2 separate regions of the Homo sapiens genome follow, and region 1 is linked to region 2. Evidence: chromatin loops called from intact Hi-C (ENCODE). Cell type or tissue: mammary epithelial cell. All regions are shown on one strand. Links, peaks and the distances in the headings refer to the core of each region. The heading gives the core; the rest is flanking DNA. Region 1 overlaps IFI6 (interferon alpha inducible protein 6). Region 2 holds the start of PPP1R8 (protein phosphatase 1 regulatory subunit 8).

Region 1 (2,902 bases), core at 181-2,680, 160 kb before region 2:
GTGACTCACGCCTGTAATCCTAGCACTATGGGACGCCGAGGCGGGCGGATCAGCTGAGGTCAGGAGTTTGAGGCCAGCCTGGCCAACATGGTGAAACCCCATCTCTACTAAAAATACAAAAATTAGCCGGGCGTGGTGGCGTGTGCCTGTAATCCCAGCTACTTGGGAGGCTGTGGCAGGAAAATCGCTTGAGCCAGGGAGGCAGAGGTTGCAGTGAGCCAAGATCACACCACTGCACTTCAGCCTGCCTGGGTGACACAGCCAGACTCTGTCTCAAAATAAATAAATAAAGAATCACTTAATTCCTGGTAAACTACTTAATTACTTGAGTAAATTACTTAATTCCTGAGTGCCTCAGTTTCCCCAGATGTATGATGAAAATAATAGTAAAGAACGTCCCACCAGGGGCCCAGGCCCCGCACTCACCGAGGCTCTGCAGCGTGGCCACTAGCCCCCCGGCGGGCACGCCGCCCCCATTCAGGATCGCAGACCAGCTCATCAGCGAGGCAGCCACCGAGTTGGCCGCGATGCCGGCGCCGGTGAAGCCCAGCGCGGGCAGCCCGGCGACTGCGAGTCCTGGAGGAACAGGAGCAGGTGAGGGAGCGTCCGCGGCAGAGGCCCGCCCCGCCTGCCCGAGATCCTCGCCCTCCAGACCCACCTCCTCCGACGGCCATGAAGGTCAGGGCCTTCCAGAACCCGGAGCCGCTGTCCGAGCTCTCCGAGCACTTTTTCTTACCTGCAGGAGAGCAGACAAAGCGTAGTGGGGGTGTTGGGGTGGGACACAGGGGTCCCCTACTCTGTGTCTGATGCTCAGGACCACTCCTGGAGGCGGGGGCCACCACTCTCCTACTCAGAGAGCCTCACAGAGGGGAAGGGACTTTCCCCTAGGCGCCGAGCCTGGCACAGAACTAGCATCGAGTAAATTTCGGTAGGATGGAGGAATGAACAGAGTAGTGGGATTTGAATCTGGGACTCTGGCGACACCAACCCTGCGCTGTCCATTGGAATGGACGCCAGGGTCTCTACAGAAGCACGCCAGACCCTCTACACCCCGGACCCTGAAACTCTCTCCTTTATCCCACACTCCTCCCATCCCCCAGCACCCTTATATGCCTCCTTACTTGTCCCCTTACCTGCACCCTTATCTGTTCCCTTACCTGCACCCTTACCTGCATCCTTACCCACATCCTTACCTGCATCCTTACCCGCATCCTTACCCGCACCCTTACCTGCATCCTTACCTGCATCCTTACCCGCATCCTTACCTGCATCCTTACCCGCATCCTTACCTGCACCCTTACCTGCATCCTTACCCGCATCCTTACCTGCATCCTTACCCGCATCTTTACCTGCATCCTTACCCGCATCCTTACCTGCACCCTTACTTGCATCCTTACCTGCACCCTTACCTGTCCCCTTACCTGCATCCTTACCCGCATTCTCACCTGCCTCCACCCCACTGCAAGTGAAGAGCAGCAGGTAGCACAAGAAAAGCGATACCGCCTTCTGCCGCATGGTGGCGCCGCGCGCGGGCTCCGTCACTAGACCTGCGAACGGGCGAGAGGGAGATGGTCCCCGGAGCATTTTTGGAGCTCATCAGCTCCGTTGTTTTCCCTTCCAGTTCCAACTGAATCAGTAAAAAGCAGCGAGGTGTGGTGAATGGAACCCAGGATCCCTCTCAGGAGCCTCGGGAATCCGTTTCCTCTCCGCATCAGTGGCAGAGATGTCCCTGCCCCAACCGGTGGGTGTGCGGATTCTGTGCGGATTCGCACGGTGTTTGGCACGTGGTAAGCTCCGCAGATGTCAATATCATGACTGTGGTTGTTCCTGGCCTTGTACCCAAGTGACCTTGGGCAGGATACTAGGGTACTTTGCTTCTCTGGGCTTCAGTTTGTTTATTTCTAAAATTGGGGTATTAATAGAGTCTATTTCAGAGGGTACTTGTTAATTTAATAACTGTTCCACGCTGTATCCCCGGCACTTTGAACAGTGCCTGACGCATAGAATTTGCTTTAAAAAAATTTTTAAGACAAACTCATTCTTACAATGCATTGAATATCTACTGGCACCAAACGTTGGCCTCACATCAACTTAATTTTTTTTTCAGAAAGAAAGCACAGAAGGGTGTGTGGAAAAAGAAACTCAGTTTCCCTCACCGTACGAGAGGCTTCTGACAGCAGAAGTGTGGGGGTTTCTCCCCACCAGCAAGCAAACAATCAGTCCTCTGGTGAACACCAGCTGAGGGTCCCCAAATTCAATTCTGACACCACTATGGGTAGATAGTGGCCGATCCCACATGTTGAGGGTTCAGTCCCCCAGACTGCCAATCGAAAGCCCTAGGTTGTTTTACCTGTGTTTCTGACTGACTATAAACTGGGGTTCCCACAATTCCCTCCTGCAGTTTTACTAATTTGCTAGAGCAGCTCACAGAACTCAGGGAAACACTTTACTTACATATACTGGTTTCTTTCTTTAAAAAAAAAAAATTGATCTTGTTGTTGTTTTGAGACAGGGTCTCACTCTATTGCTCAGGCTGGAGTGCAGTGGCCCCATCTCAGCTCACTGAGACCTTCGCCTCCCAGGCTCAAGTGATCCTCCCACCTCAGCCTCCAGCATAGCTGGGACTACAGGTATGCACCACCACGCCCAACTAATTTTTTTTTTTTTTTTTGAGATGGGGTTTCACCATGTTGCCCAGGCTGATCTTGAACTCCTGAACTCACGCAATCTGCCTGCCTCAGCCTCCCAAAGTGCTGAGATTACAGGCATCAGCCACCATACCCAGCTACATTTACTGGTTCCTTATGGATATTACAAATGCTCCGGATGAAGAGATGCATAGGGCAAGGTATGGGAGAAAGGGCATGGAGTTTCCATTCCTCTCCAGAAGCACCACCCACTG
Region 2 (2,902 bases), core at 242-2,741:
ATGACCTTACCCCCAACCCTGTGCTCTCTCCACTCAGGGTTAAATGGATAAAGGGCAGTGCAAGATGTGCTTTGTTAAACAGATGCTTGAAGGCAGCATGCTCATTAAGAGTCATCACCACTCCCTAATCTCAAGTACCCAGGGACACAAACACTGCGGAAGGCCACAGGGTCCTCTGCCTAGGAAAACCAGAGACCTTTGTTCACTTGTTTATCTGCTGACCTTCCCTCCACTATTGTCCTATGACCCTGCCAAATCCCCCTCTGCGAGAAACACCCAAGAATGATCAATAAAAAAATAAAAAATAAAAAACCAGAGGCCCTGCTAATGGTCTCTTAAAACCAGCTGGTGATCTAGGGCAAGCGAGCAATCCTTATGCTTCCTTGCCCTATAACCAAAAGCAAAAAATCCTTTTTAAAAAAATTAACCATTTGAGCCAAGCACAGTGATGATTTGGACCCCTGCTTTCTGACTGGACCTGCTCCTGGCTCCTGCTTGTCCAGAGTTTTCATAAACAGACTAGGTGACCCCTAATGCAGATTCCCTGACAATCTACAGGCCTAAACGTGAATTAGAAAAAAGTGAGTAGGGTGCCACTTTTTGGAGAAGGGCTGAAGAGAAACAATAATCACTCCAATCTCCGAGTTTTGCCCTTTAGCTTCTCCGCTTTGAGGGCAAAAGGCTGACGGTCTTAACCTAAACTCTGGAGGAGGATGTAGTCCCCAGATTTTTTCTTTCTTTACTTTTTTTTTTTTTTTTTTTGAGACGGAGTCTCGCTCTGTTGCCCAGGCTGGAGTGCAATGGCGCGATCTCGGCTCACTGCAACCTCTGCCTCCCGAGTGCAAGCGATTCTCCTGCCTTAGCCTCCCAAGTAGCTGGGATTACAGGCATGTGCCACTACACTCGACTAATTTTTGTATTTTTAGTAGAGACGGGGTTTCACCATGTTGGTCAGGCTGGTCTCAAACTCCCGACCTCAAGTGATCCGCCCGCCTCAGCCTCCGAAAGTGCTGGGATTACAGACGTGAGCCATCGCGCACGGCTTAGTCCCAAGATTTTAGAGCCAAGAAGCGTTTGCAGGAGGACGTAGGGAAAGACTGACTCCCCTCCCTACAAAGCCCCTTTTCCTTTGACACCTCCTGGCCAAGGAAAACCCTAACCACTGGAGACTTCCAGAGACGGCCAACTCGCACAAACGCTGAAAAAAAAAAAATCCCAAAAGCTCCTCTGTCCCCACTAGAAGCACCGCCCCCCGTACGGGCGTGCGTGAGCGTGCGTACGCACAGGCTGCTGGGATGCCGCTTTTCCCTTCTCGGTCTTCCAGTTTCCCGGCGTGCTTAGGGCGCGCCAAATGGGAGGGGGAGACGCAAGATGGCGGCAGCCGCGAACTCCGGCTCTAGCCTCCCGCTGTTCGACTGCCCAACCTGGTGAGTGGCGGGGCGGCCAGGGCTAGAGTGGCCCGGCCGGAGCTAGCCTGGGCTGGAAGGGCGGCTCTTTTTTTACTTTTCTGCTGCGAGCCGAACGGCTCAGAAACCCCGGAATGGTTGAGGAAAAACTGTTTGCTGCACCGGGCCGGGCGACGTGTTGAAGAACCGAGAGCCTGGAGCCCAGGCCCAGGAACTGAAGAAACCCGGGGTTGGGGGCTCAAAGGCGCTCACTTAGGCAGCCCCTTTGAGCGATTAGCCAGTCGCCGGAGCGCTTCGAGGCCTTGGCCCGAACTTACGCCCAACTCTTGACTGAGTGCCTGGTGCTCTCGTGGAGCATCGCATCTGGCCCCTTCCTGTACGTCCCGAGCGCGCTCGAGCCAGCCCCGGCCCCAACCCTACCTCCAAGCCCCGCATCCCTCTGTGGTTGCTGCATCCCTCGTGCGGCACTTGTCTGTCTGCCACAGAGAATACGAGGGTAGGTTAGCGCCATCCCTGCCCTCAGGGAGCTCCCAGTCTGTGGCACTAGTAGGCATTAGTAATGGTTGGCATGAACCCTTTTTATCCCTTCGAAAGTTCTTGGGAATAATGAAATAATTTAATTTGGTCTTTGAGTAGGGTACAAGTTGAATAAATATGAATTACCTTACAAGGAAACGCTTCTGAATTAAGAGTTTTTTTCTGCTGTAGCTCATCGCAGTGTATTGTTTGTTGCTTGTCTCTGTCTCCCGTTGTATTGCCATCCTCAAGGGCAAAGACTGCATCTTTGTATTCCCAGCTCCTAGGCCTGAGTCAGGCACATAGTAGGAATTCAGAAAGTATGTTTTGGATGTAACATTCCTCCTTTTTCCTGGACAAAATGGCCTTTTGTCCGGTGCATTGTCCTTTCCATAGAGGAGGGGTTGGGGCAGGATTGTGAGATGACTGTGTTGAATCTTCAGTTAGCTAGACAAGGATACGTTTTTTCATGTGCAAATCTAAAGGTTCTAGTGAGGTGGTTCTTTTTTCTAACTTCAAATTAGCAAACCCAAAAAGCAAGCAAATGTGTGGCTATTTTCTGGATCGCTTTGCACTTTTGTAGTAGTTGCTTCAGTCTACAAATTCTGTATCCATTTTGATCCCTCGCTGTATTGATTTCAAATTTGGGCCGAGATAGCAAACATAGTTAGAAAGCACTGTTTTTGAGATCACCTACCCTTTCCTTAGGATCTGGTAGGTACCAGGCACCGTTAGGTGCTTTGACATATGAGTCTCCCTTGAATGGTATGGCTGTAGGATATAGAGGAAACGTCCCCTAATCATGCTGTTGTAGAAAGACCTGTTTCAAGGGTAACATATTCATTTGGTACCTGGTTTCATGGGGCATGATTTTGAATTGCCCTAGTTCCCTAATTATGCACCTCTGATTTGGTTTCAGAGCTCAGGACAGTACTCTTTGCTTACTCTGTGATGAGACTAATCTTGATGAGCCCCAAACA

What was found. A loop is a pair of places that touch in the nucleus more often than their neighbours do. Peaks named below come from ENCODE experiments on the same cell type or tissue, not always from the same donor. Only the 100,000 strongest peaks of a DNase experiment are listed, where the experiment ranks them.
Region 1: a loop joins it to region 2, with 10 times the contacts of the local background. A loop is called at or near these places in 23 of 110 quality-filtered maps.

The regions. Positions count from the first base shown.
Region 1 is chr1:27,667,800-27,670,701 of GRCh38, forward strand. IFI6 (interferon alpha inducible protein 6) reads right to left here. Exons shown (of 5, transcript NM_002038.4): 2 at 1,446-1,547; 3 at 659-736; 4 at 427-576. The coding sequence starts at 1,515. Among named protein-coding and RNA genes, the nearest start is that of IFI6, 2.9 kb to the right of the region's middle. RefSeq lists an enhancer at 1,587-1,646. In mammary epithelial cell, for the core only: a CTCF peak has its summit at 1,514 (motif pointing right); no DNase peak of the experiment used is centred there; H3K4me3 peaks cover 300 bases.
Region 2 is chr1:27,829,465-27,832,366 of GRCh38, forward strand. PPP1R8 (protein phosphatase 1 regulatory subunit 8) reads left to right here and starts at 1,318. Exons shown (of 7, transcript NM_014110.5): 1 at 1,318-1,427. The coding sequence starts at 1,372. It overlaps LOC124903885 (a long non-coding RNA gene), which reads right to left and starts at 2,319. Exons shown (of 2, transcript XR_007065562.1): 1 at 1,285-2,319. RefSeq lists enhancers at 797-1,582, 1,456-1,625, 1,583-2,367 and a silencer at 1,246-1,325. In mammary epithelial cell, for the core only: no CTCF peak of the experiment used is centred there; a DNase peak (open chromatin) is centred at 1,277; H3K4me3 peaks cover 2,014 bases; H3K27ac peaks cover 1,725 bases.